Regions from separate parts of the Homo sapiens genome. Here region 1 is linked to region 2. The links are chromatin contacts, found by Hi-C or POLR2A ChIA-PET in ENCODE. All regions are on one chromosome and are shown on one strand. Each heading gives the region's core, a stretch centred on a gene start or an enhancer-like site at or near the end of the contact. The rest is flanking DNA. Distances are from core to core; before and after follow the strand shown. Region 1 overlaps LAMC1 (laminin subunit gamma 1). Region 2 holds the start of SHCBP1L (SHC binding and spindle associated 1 like).

The links. Hi-C counts contacts between places; a loop is a spot of excess contacts on that map. ChIA-PET counts read pairs that join two places held with the same protein, here RNA polymerase II (POLR2A). Pooled maps may share reads with other maps.
Region 1: POLR2A ChIA-PET joins it to region 2 with 10 read pairs in activated CD4-positive, alpha-beta T cell. The contact joins the enhancer-like site here to the promoter of SHCBP1L in region 2. A Hi-C loop is called at or near these places in 8 of 168 maps with a recorded cell type or tissue (A673, B cell, GM12878 and 5 more), 27 of 37 single-sample maps with no recorded cell type and 10 of 50 pooled maps. POLR2A ChIA-PET finds 5 or more read pairs at or near these places in 4 of 52 experiments (BJ, GM12878, MCF 10A and 1 more).

Annotation. Positions count from the first base shown.
Region 1 is chr1:183,066,413-183,073,042 of GRCh38, reverse strand. The region is part of intron 1 of LAMC1 (laminin subunit gamma 1); the gene reads right to left. Among named protein-coding and RNA genes, the nearest start is that of LAMC1, 46 kb to the right of the region's middle. RefSeq lists enhancers at 2,114-2,163, 2,174-2,243. Within about 2 kb of position 3,027, at least 7 of the 41 ENCODE cell types and tissues checked have a DNase peak (open chromatin) inside an H3K27ac peak, as active enhancers do; they include A673, GM12878, OCI-LY7 and 2 more, where a contact is called at or near this core.
Region 2 is chr1:182,950,082-182,956,269 of GRCh38, reverse strand. It overlaps SHCBP1L (SHC binding and spindle associated 1 like), which reads left to right and starts at 3,104. Exons shown (of 10, transcript NM_030933.4): 1 at 3,104-3,541; 2 at 4,803-4,952. The coding sequence starts at 3,137. It also overlaps the pseudogene LOC100271717.

The DNA.
Region 1 (6,630 bases), core at 1,778-4,277, 120 kb before region 2:
TCAAGCACATTACATTTATTGTGCACTTTATTTCTATTATTATTACATTTGTAATATATAATGAAATAATTATGCAACTAACCATAAAGTAGAATCAGTGGGAGCCCTGAGCTTGTTTTCCTGCAACTAGACGGCCCCATCTGGGGGCAATGGGAGACAGTGACAGATCATCAGGCATTAGATTCTCATAAAGAGCACGCAACCTAGATCCCTCACATGCACATTTCACAACAGGGTTCATGCTCCTATGAGAATCTAATGCTGCAGCTGACCTGACAGAAGGCAGAGCTCAGGCCATAAGGCAAGCAACGGGGAGTGGCTATAAATACAAATAAAGCTTCGCTCGCTTGCCTGCTGCTCCCCTCCTGCTGTGCAGCCCAGTTCCTAACAGGCCACAGACTGGTACCGGTTCGTGGCCCAGGGGTTGGGGACCCCTGTTTTAACCTGCAATACCCAAAAGACATTCATTAATCACACCTCAATAGTCTCTCACAGCTCCCAGTAACAGCAACTTGGAAAAAGTCTCTTCCACCATTTCCCAGCTTCAATTGAGGCATTCGTTCTAGAAGTGACCACACCCATAAAGAAGGGTCTTTGCAAACGGAATACAATGTTGAAAATCTGAGGAAAGAGGGCTCTCTATGAAGCTGGCCTCTAAGGAAGCAGACAGATACATAAGTCAGACAGGACCCTTGGAGTTTAAGATATTCAAAGAGCTGTCTGCAGACCCTGCAACGAACACTTGAATTAAATGTCCCCATGCCTCATCGTCTTTGGAATGTGTTGTAACAAGATTTCATCCATACTCAGAAGCTCACTATGGTCACATTATGACAAACAGTGCCTCCAAATAGCAGACTTAAAAGAATTCAGAAAGTCAAACTACCTATGTGCTATTATTTGTTCTTAGCTCCAAATCAAACAGTTCCTTTAATTTTCAAAAGGTAACTTTTAAAATATGTTTCACAAGGCATAAAAATTCCCCATGTTCACCCAGATATGTGAACCATGACTAGGACCAATTAGCTTCTACTCTAAATACAATTTTTACTGCTCATGGTACTTGTATTTCTATAACATAACACTGCATTAGAGAATACAGAATCATTGTTTCAGAAGTTGACATCTGCAAACCTCTGGTCTCAACATTTTCGTCAACTGGACAGAATATAACCTTGTTTTCCATGTGTTTTGCCTGAACAAAGCTTACCCATCACATGCACCTTCTCCCTAAGGCACACACCTTCTTGTGTTTGGGAACTTAAGACGGCACTTCAGCACTATGCTTGAGGGTCATGTTAGGCAGTGAAATCACCAATAAAAAGGACAGAAATGGGGAAAATACGGCATTAAATAGGCTAAGAAAGTGATATTTATTTACAGCAGTGCAGCTGAAACAAGAAGGCAGAACATCACCTCCTTTTACTTCAGCTGAGCTGTGTGTGTTTCAGGGACTCAAATTTTTCACTGCTCTGCAGATGTCCCAAATGACCACAAACTACCATAAAGATTGATTTCTGTGGTTTCAAAGCTTAGCAAGCAGGCAAACATGCAAATATCAAACCTCCAAATAATGAGGCCGGAATGTAGAGTCACACATGAACCTCAAAGAGCTGTAGACTTGTCTTCCCAGGGCCCAGAAAAACAAAGACAGTACTATGCTTGCTATTATTCTGAATTACAGCTGTATCTGGACACAGCTTCAATTTTCAAGTGAGAAACTCCACAGGGTAATAGCTACAGAACACAGCATCAAGTATTTTCCTCCACCCACGTGTAGACAAAACATCCATACAGGCACAATCCCAAGTTACTCATTGTCTTCCTTTCTGCATCAATCACCAATTTCCTAAGTTGTCAACACACACACAAACACACACATACACACCAAGTTTCATATAGAGAGATGCTTCCTGGATCAGTCTTTAATGGGACTCAAAAAAAAAAAAACAAAAACAAAAAAAACCCAGCTTCCTGACATATAAAACATGATTTCCTAAACAGCAATCTTTAAAAGTGATGTTACTTTGTATAGCGACACAGCAGGTGGCAGGCTGTGATGAAACAGGAAATGAGAACAAATGTCTCCCACACACTCTTGCAGACCACCACAGGGAATACATCAGCACACAATCCTTCATATTTATCATCCAACCAACCATCGTCTGTAGGATTTCTCTTCTTTGAACTCATCCCTACCCACTGCTCAGTTACCCTTACCACCTGTCCAACAATTCTTTCCATATCAACAGAAGAAATTTGCCGAGGTTGACATTACAAGGGGAACTGAGAACTCCCATTTAAGATTTTGAGGAAGACCCTACTGAATTCAAGCAGGAAAAAAAAAATCCCTAAATTAAAGTTTATTTTCTCCTTAAGCCCCAAATAAAAAATATGAGTAAAGTTTTCCTAATTATTAACTAGATACAGCATTTATTCCATTTCTAGTTAAAAAATCTAATAGGAGCTCTTATCTCACCACCCTAGACATTAAATACAAATGGTAGTATATCCTTCAAATCACGGCCCAGATGACAAAGGAAGAACACACAGACATTACCATCACCCACAAAACTGGAAGTATCCCAGGAACATCTGGGCATCCACAAGGCATCCCAGTCATCCAACCTCTGTGACAGGCCAGAGAGATGCCTAAAGAGCCAGGACAGCAGAAGAGGTTCAGCTCTGAACCCCCAACAGAAGCACTAGTTGGTCCCTGTCCCTTTACTTAAAATCATAGCTATTCTAAAGATGGAAGGAATAGAGGAGTTCTCAAGCCTAACTACCTTGTTTATAGGTGAGGAAACAGGCCCAGAGACTAAATAATTTGCAAATATAACTAGTGAATCACAGATTGAACTTTATGACTAGGTATTTACCTTATAAAAGGGCTATGGAAGAATGATTTACTAGGCAATTATGATCAAGTCTAAGAATCTCTTACCTAATTCCACGCACATGCCACAATCTAGCCCATTCATTCATCTGTCCACTCACTCAATCTTTGAGTAATCATTTATGAAGAGACTGTGTGCCGGGCACTGTGCCATCTCAAACTACTTAAAATTATTCAACCGGGCCATTCTTTTTTCAGGCTTGGTGCCTTTGTCCACACTATCTACCTGGAATGCCCTCCCTATCTCTTTCAACACCCACTCCTACTTCAATGATGGTCCACTGGTGCTGGCTACCTGGAGAAGCATTCTAAAAACAGGCTCCTCAGAAAGCAGCACAAGATCAGCAAAGAGACCTGCCAGGGCCAGGGAGGTGCAAGGAGCACCCAGCTCTCCCCTCAGACTCAGCCGATGCTCCTTACTGCTGTTACCACACAACTGTGACATACCAGATGGTCTGGGCTGTATTTCTTTAAGTTGGGGGACTGACTGCATTACATTTCTAACTCCCAAAACAATCTGGTTGGATGCTACAAGAAGGAGGCATTCCCTGACACACTGGACACCCAGACCTCTCTTCAGGCTTTCTGTTTAACTTACCTTTCTCTCCCACAACAAATCCCACTGAAACAACAGAATAAATAGTATAATATACACCTCCAACTAGACTGTAATCTCCTTGAGGATAATGACTTAACTTTTACCTTTCCTGGATCTCCCAGTGCACAGACATAGGACATTACATTTTTTTAATAATTAAGTTTTACATATATTGATGAATAGCTAATCATTTCTCTAGGTTTTACATATATTGATGAACAGCTACTCATCTGTCTAACTTTAAACATGCATTAGCACAACAGTGATAATGAAACTCCCTATTTATTGTTCCCAGACATACACAAGGCTGTTTTGAAAATATGGCAAGAAACAAGTTAAAATGCTTATATGCCATATAAATGGACCCAGAGTCCTGACAATGAACCTAAAACCATTCACTGAGTTCAGATGTTGTTGTAATACACAATATAGCAGGTACAGTAGAGAGTCTGTAATATGAAGTTACATATTGAATTTTAAAACATATACTCCAGGCAGAATTCAACAGTGGAAAACTGTCTCCCACAAAACAAGTCCCTGGTGCCAAAAAGGTTGGGGACCACTGATATAAAGTATATACCTGTGTCACTTTTCTTTCTTTTTTTTTTGAGATGGAGTCTCGCTCTGTTGCCAGGCTGGAGTGCAGTGGCGCGATCTCGGCTCACTGCAACCTTCGCCTCCTGGGTTCAAGCGATTCTCCTGCCTCAGCCTCCCAAGTAGCTGGGACTACAGGCGCCCGCCACCATGCCCGGCTAATTTTTTGTGTTTTTAGTAGCAATGGGGTTTCACCATGTTAGCCAGGATGGTCTCAATCTCCTGACCTCATGGATCCACCCACCTCAGCCTTCCAAAGTGCTGGGATTACAGGCATGAGCTACCGTGCCCAGCCCATGTGTCACTTTTCTAAAAACCTAAAAAAGTCATGAATTGTGAAACACCTCTTGCCTTGAGTGCTGGATATGCAATTAGAGACCTGCAATAATTTGATATCTACTTCATAGAGTTCTTGTGAGGAAAATGAGCATAAAATATGCTTACACATAGTAGGTCCTCATTCAGTGGCTGCTGCTAACTTTCTTAACTAATTTGAAGAACATTAATATCCCTAAACCTTTCTGGTTTGGTTTTCTTCTTCATGCTCACCTAAATAATTAGTAATTTGCTTAGCACAACAAATGAGTACTAGCTTACTGTTTCTTACCTTAGACTGTAATATCCTATGCACTTGAAAATAATTAGTTTACATTTCAAATTCATTTCAGCATTGAGATTGTGTGTATTCTTTACACACACACATACACACACAAAAAAAAACAATACAAAATGGATAACCCATTAACATGTTACATCATCTCAGGCAATAAGATTGTAACAAAGGCCTTTTTTAAAAAAAAGAAATCCATTTTCAATTTGGTACTAAGAAACTCAGTACTACCAGATCCTTTTGATCTAGCCCCTAAGCCTCAGTAGGTCACTCACTAGGAAACAGGCCCTAAGCTCAACTCCCATTATGCTTTGGGAAGCTTGGGTTAATGGACTCCAATCCACTTATTTTCTGGGAGATTTATCCGAAGCCAACAACTATAAATGGTTAAGTCTCTTTTCACCATTCATTTTATTACAGAAGCACCCATGTGAAGCCCTCTAATAATAGATTTTCCAAAGTCCTTTCTGCTATCATGATACTCCCAATACTACAAATATTAAGGTCAATACTGACAAGCCAAAAATAAAAAAATTTTTAAATATATTGACAAGTGGCCAGGCGTGGTGGCTCACATCTGTAATCCCAGTACTTTGGGAGGCCAAGGCAGGTGGATAACGAGGTCAGGAGTTTGACACCAGCCTGGCCAATACAGTAAAACCCTATCTCTACTAAAACTACAAAAAAAAATAGCTGGATGTGGTGGCGTGCGCTTGTAGTCCCAGCTACTCAGGAGGCTGAGGCAGGAGAATTACTTGAACCTGGGAGGCAGAGGTTGCAGTGAGCCAAGATCCTGCCACTGCACTCCAGCCTGGGTGACAGAGCGAGACTCCGTCTCTCAAAAACAACAACAACAACAACAACAACAAAAATATATATGTATATCTATATATATAAGTACAGAACAGCCAATAGGAAACTACTACTGCCAACAAAGAAATGCAAAAAATACAATTTGCAGTTGTGTGGTCAACTTTAGGAGACACACTCATCGTTTTATTAAATTAAAATGAGTGCTTTAAAAATGCAATGACAAAAAAAGAATTCTAAACAAAACTGAAAAATTGTACAGATGAAAGATTTTTTTTAATTTCTGAAAAAAATCCCAGAGCTACTCAATAAATCATCAATAGTTAGACAAAGTCCTAGATTTAAAATCTGTAAGAATATGACTACTTTAAAGCTTTTCTAGAAAATATTGTTCCTTTTTAACAAACCCTGGTATCAAAACAAGAAATTAACCTTATAATGCACTCTTAGAATGTAATTAACTGTAATGCATAACTTCAGAAAAGCTATATACCAATGACTAAAACACAATAAACCAAACTTATTGGCCCAAGCTCTGTGGCAGATGCTTTTCTTTACATTTTTTTTTAAATTATACTTTAAGTTCTCAGATACATGTGCAGAATGTGCAGGTTTGTTACATAGGTACACAACATGTGCATGGTGGTTTGCTGCACCCATTAACCCATCAACCTGTCATCTACATTAGGTATTTCTCCTAATGCTATCCCTTCCCTAGCCCCCAACCCCCTGAAAGGCCCCAGTATGTGATGTTCCCCTCCCTGTGTCCATGTGTTCTCATTGTTCAACTCCCACTTATGAGTGAGAACATGCAGTGTTTGGTTTTCTGTTCCTGTGTTAGTTTGCTGAGAATGATGCTTTCCAGCTTCATCCATGTCCCTGCAAATGACATGAACTCATCCTTTTTTATGGCTGCATAGTATTCCATGGTGTTTATGTGCCACATTTCCTTTATCCAGTCTATCACTGACGGACATTTGGGTTGGTTCCAAGTCCTTGCTATTGTGAACAGTGCTGCAATAAACGTATGTGTGCATGTGTCTTTATAGTAGAATGATTTATAATCCTTTGGGTATATACCCAGTAATGGGATTGCTGAGTCAAATGGTATTTCTGGTTCTA
Region 2 (6,188 bases), core at 1,855-4,354:
GGTGAAAGCTGCCCCGTGGTGATGGGCGCTGGGCCTCACCTACCACATACTGTGCATCTCCTGGCCTGCTGGGCTCAGTCCCCACCCCACTGCTTGGCACTCGACTGGCAGAATCTGAGTGATGCCTTCTGCACTCCCTGCCCTGCTCTGCCACTGGCTGTGTCTGAGCCAGAGGATCAGTGCTCAGCAGCAGACTCTCCCAAAACCCATCATCTGGGCTGAACCCAGTTCATGAATCCAAATGAAAAGCCGGTGACCATCTGTCACTGGGGAGATTCTGAGGCTGTTGAATACCAGCTGTACTTTGAAGGAAGCCTTTCTGCCATGGAGAGACCAAAACCCCCTGAATGGATTAACAAAGTTGAATTCCACATCCTACTCATGACCTTCCGCACAGCAGGGCTATACAGCTGCTTCTATCTGGCTGGGGAGCTCTGGTCGGAGCCCAGTGACTCTGGATCTGGTGGTAACAGGAGGGAAGATCCAGCCGCACACAGTGCAGATATGGGAATGTCCAGGCGGAGTTCCCCATTGGTCCTGTGACCACAACCCACAGAGGGACATACCGATGTTTTGGCTCCTATAACAACCATGTGTGGTCTTTCCCCAGTGAACTGGCAAAGCTCCTGATCATAGGTGACATTGAGAACACCAGCAGACCCCACCTCTTCTGGCTCTTGGGACACCTACCTTTTAACCAGAGACGGGACTCCAGAAAGACTGTGCCCTCTGAGACCACACTGCCCAGAATCTCCTTCAGATGGGCCTAGCTTTCCTTGTCCTGGTGACTCTGGTGTGATTCCTAGTTGAAGACTGGCTCAGCAGGAAGAGGACTAGAGGGCGAGCCAACAGAGCTTCCACTTGGGATTGCGGCAGAAGGTTGAGAACACAAAGACCCCTTGAAGAATGACCAAGAAACGCAGTGGCCATGGGTGGAACTGAAAGCCGATCTTGAGCCTGGGCATTGGGAGCTCTGTGTTGGGAGAAGGGAGTCATTGTAGGAAAAAGGGACAGTGGTATTCCATTTGTCAAAGCATCCTGGAGGAGACAGGAGGTGGGAGAAACAAGCTAAATTTCTTTGGGAGGCAAAAAAAAAGAAAAAAGTTGTTTTAAAAACTCAGCTTAAGTATCCCTTCTTTGGAGAAGAAAGGTCCTTTTCTCCTACAATGTGGAATATATGTGTATATATATACACACACACACACACACACACACGCATATATATACACACATAAATAAATACAAATTATTTGTGTGTATATAAATATATATATGTATGTATTTATGTGTATTTACATAAATAAAAGCATGGTCCTTACCAAACACAATCATCTACTGACCCATCTGTATCTTTCACTAGGATTACGAGGGCAGGGATTTGGTCTTTTACCTCTATAACTGTGGCATCTACGCATTGTGTGGCATGTAACAGATTTCTAACAAGTATTTGCCTTTTGGAGGAAAAGGGAGCTGTTGCTGTTTTTAAACTTTGGCCCAGGACAGGTGGTCTTTATTATTCAGAACCTAAGAATTAAAAAACCCATAATTTATCAAAAACAAACTTTTGAAGAAACACTAGAGTAAAACATTTGTGTGTGTGTGTGTGAGTGAAATATGCAGTTAGTATTGTTATAAACAAAGTCCAGGACTCAACGAAAGGAATAAAGTAAGAATAGAATTGAAACATGATGCATGTTGTAATTATTCCCTAAACTACAGTAACATGATGTTAATTTTTTTTTTTTTTTTTTTTTTGAGACGGAGTCCCGCTCTTTAGCCTAGGCCGGATTGCAGTGGCGCAATCTCGGCTCACTGCAAGCTCCGCCTCCCAGGTTCACGCCATTCTCCTGCCTCAGCCTCCCGAGTAGCTGGGACTACAGGCGCCCGCCACTGCGCCCGGCTAATTTTTTGTATTTTTAGTAGAGACGGGGTTTCACCGTGTTAGCCAAGATGGTCTCGATCTCCTGACCTTGTGATCCGCCCGCCTCGGCCTCCCAAAGCGCTGGGATTACAGGCGTGAGCCACCGCGCCCAGCCACATGATGTTAATATTTTCCTCAAAATAAACTCAGAATTTAACATAGTGTTCTTCCAGACGAGTGTGAAGGAAGGCAGGTGTTTTCCCAATGCTGTTCTCCTTGGGAGCTGTCAGCTTCAGTGCAGTATTTCACAGCTAGACTGTGAACAAACGTTAATTCCAATTGGCTCAATATACATTCAACAGTAAAATACCAGAAGTGAGTGGTCTCTGTTGTTCTCCAAAATGTATGATCTGGAACAGACTTTTATCGTGAAAGTGTTCATAGTTTGCACACATCACTCCCAGCTGGAAGTTGTTGTCCAGTTTAACAGTTATATAATATAATCTTTTATGTGAGAATTTTGAATAGCACAACAGAGACAAGAAAACAGACTAACTTCTCCTTGGTATGACCACATCTTGGCAAAAAGTGAAAGTCCTATTTAAAATGTAAAGGAAATCCTATTTGGTGAACCCTGTAATAGGTGGGGGCTAAAAGGGAAATCTAGGTTGCTGGATTTGTCACTAGGGTTTCCTCTAGTAATAGCCAGAGGGTTCCAGTTAGTGTCACCTCCCAGTATGAAAATAAATTTTCTTTCAGGCTTTGTTTGTGGAGTGGTAGGTGGAGCATTTTTTTAGGTCCTGATGACCTGGAAGGTGACTCATAATCACCCTGAAACGTATGAGGACCCTAAGGAAACCTCCCCTGGGGGAGACAGAGGGCTGGGGTTAGAGCCATTGCGTTGGGCTCGTCTGGCACCTTCTGGTGTGTGCGGCACCTGGTGGGGGTTCGGCACGGAGCCGCACCCAACACTGACCCGGGCCCCCCCACCCCTGTCCTGAGCCCAGGCGCTTCGCCCTGTCCCACCTAGCTCTGAGCAGCGCCCCCCAGCACCCTGAATGCGTCCGCAGGACCCCGCGCTCTACCCGCAGGCCCCGCACCCCCTAGCTCTGGGCCGCGCCTCACATCCCTCCCAGAGCCGCAACACCCCACCCGGCGGGACGCCCTCGAGCAGCCGCTCGTTGCGGGCCTGAAGCGCAGAGCGCCTATTGGCCAGAGCGGCCGAGGGCGGGAAAAGTGGCCAACGGCTGCCTCGGCCCTCGGGCTGCTGAGGAGATGGCGTCGGGCTCCAAGGCCTCGGTGCCCGCGGACTCATTCCGCACCATCAGCCCGGACAGGCGAGGCGAGAAGTCCGCCTCCGCTGTCTCCGGGGACACGGCGGCCGCGACCACCCTGAAGGGCACCGCGATCCCAGTGCGGTCGGTGGTGGCCTCCCCTCGCCCGGTGAAGGGGAAAGCGGGCCGGGAGACGGCCAGGCTGCGGCTCCAGCGCCTGCCCGCGGCTCAGGCCGAGGACACGGGAGAGGCGGCGGCGGCGGCGGCGGAGGAGCCCCTGCTGCCAGTGCCTGAGGATGAAGAGGAGGCGCAGCCCCTGCCCCCAGTCTGCGTGTCCCGTATGAGGGGGATGTGGCGGGACGAGAAGGTGTCGCTGTATTGCGACGAAGTGCTGCAGGACTGTAAGGTGAGCGGATCCGGGACAGGAAGACTACGGTCGGAAGCTCGTCGGAACCTGGGGACAGGCATCTGGGGCTTCCCTCTTAGGCGGATGGGGATCCACAGGGCACAACGAAAACTTGCGTTTCAAAAAAGTAAATGGAGTCAACATGTATAGAGCGTTCACCTTGTTAGAGGTGCCCGCGTCCTGCCCTAGAGGAGTTAAGGTTCGAGTTTCCGACAAAATTCGTCAGGTAACGGGACAGCCCTGAGAGAGAATTTTCTGAGAGCTCCTAAAAAATGAAGATATATTGGCCTTATCATTGCACAGGCATGAATCTTGGTACCTTTATTTAACAGTTTATGTCCAAACATGAGTAAGATCACTTAGCCTTGACTTTTACACTAGAATGCTAGAAATTACTTTAAGGGTACTTCCCACTCAGCAGTCCACAATGCGGCATGATATATATGTGTGTGTATATATATATATAAATGTGTGTGTGTGTGTGTGTGTGTGTATATATATATATATATATATATATATATATATATATATATATATTTTTTTTTTTTTTTTTTTTTTTTTTTTTTTTTTTTGGAGACGGAGTTTCATTCTTGTTGCCCATGCCGGAATGCAGTGGGGCAATCTCGGCTCACACAACCTCCGCCTCCCGGTGCAAGCAATTCTCCTGCCTCAGCCTCCCGAGTAGCTGGGATTACAGGCATGAGCCACCACGCCTGGCTAATTTTGTATTTTTTTTTAGTACAGATGGGGTTTCTCCAGTTGGTCAGGCTGGACTCGAACTCCCGACCTCAGGTAATCTGCCCGCTTCGGCCTCCCAAAGTGTTGGGATTACAGGCATGAGCCACCGTGCCTGGTGGCATGACTTTCTTTTATAGAAAATACATATCTGATAAAACGGAATAGAGCAAATATTTCATGTTTCTAACCTATTTTTTTAAGTTGTAGCAGAAGAATTTGTGTACCTGCATATTCACTGCAGTGATATTTATAAAAAGTTGAAAATTAAGACATAAACAATAACTAGCTGTCTTATCTATGAATTATTCGAGTGAATAGATCTCTTTTAAGTTTAATTTTTTGTTGGTGATGTTTTCCACTAGATGCGGTTTCAGTTAAAATCTGTAATTTTCCAGGTCATTCATTATTTAAGGCTATATTGGTTCCATTTTAAAATAGAAATCAGTAAAAAAAAAAAAAACCACTTAGTTTAAAATCTATAATTTCATATATTTATATGTAGATCCATTTTTTCTCTTGTTAGGCAGAAGATGCTGATGAAGTTATGGGTAAATACCTATCAGAAAAATTAAAGTTGAAAGACAAATGGCTTGGAGTCTGGAAGACTAATCCCAGTGTATTCTTTGTGAAATATGAAGAAGCTTCTATCCCTTTTGTTGGTATATTGGTTGAGGTAAATAAATTTTATTTGATCTTTGTTCTTTTTGAATCAGTTCTTTTAAAGACTAAAATATGACTTTATTATTTGGAGATTGATACACAAGAGTTGACACATTTTTACTTCTGTTTTAAGTTTCCGAGAAAATTAATAGTGTAAAAAGAAGGTTAGGGGAATATTAGTGCCTGTAAACCATTATCATTAAATGGAATCTAGTAGTATCAGACAATATTTATTAGCCTAGTTTTTGCTCAACTAATGTAAAAATAACAAAAATGCATTTCTTATAAAATTAGTGATTCAGTCTTTAACAAACTTGGGCCTTCTTTTTCTGTCTTTTCCCTTTAATCTTCATTTATCTGAATTAAGAAGTTTAGTTCAGATGAGGAAAAAAAAAGAAATGGATCAGAAAACTACTGGGAAAATTTGAAATTTTTTTCCTTTGAAAAGTACCCTTTTTAGGGAGGCTGAGGCAGGAGAATGGTGTGAACCCAGGAGGCGGAGCTTGCAGTGAGCTGAGATCATGCCACTGCACTCCAGCCTGGGCAACAGAGTGAGACTCCGTCTCAAAAAAAAAAAGTACCCTTCTAGTATAATATCTTCCAAGCCTTTATCTGATAAGATTTTTCTTTTTTTTTTCTTTTGAAACAGAGTTTCGTCCTGTCGCCCAGGCTGGAGTGCAGTGGTGTGATCTCGGCTACTGCAACCTCTGCCTCCCCGGTTCAAGCGATTCTCCTGCCCCAGCCTCCCGAGTAGCTGGGATTACAGGCGCATGCCACCATGCCCAGCTAATTTTTTGTATCTTTGGTAGAGACGGGGTTTAACCCTGTTGGCCAGGCTGGTCTTGAACTCCTAACCTTGTGATCTTTAGCAGAGAAGGGGTTTCACCATGTTGGCCAGACTGGTCTCGAACTCCTGGCCTCGTGATCTGCCTGACTCAGCCTCCCAAAGTGCTGGGATTACAGGCATGAGTCACTGCACCCGGCCCTAATAAGATTTTTCTTTGTTAGGCCTGTAGGCTAAACATTGTGGCATGTTTGATTCTGTTAAAGGTCAATTATCCTTATATAGAAATTAATATTTATAACCACAAATGATACCCTTACCCCAGATAGTTAGTTTAAATCTGTATTTTTGGATACAAGAAAAACTTATGTATGTAACTTGTTGTATTATATACTACTTGAAAACAATTTAAAAATATGTGTTCTGTGGAAAAGTCAGTGTCAGTTTTACAGATAAAGAATGGCG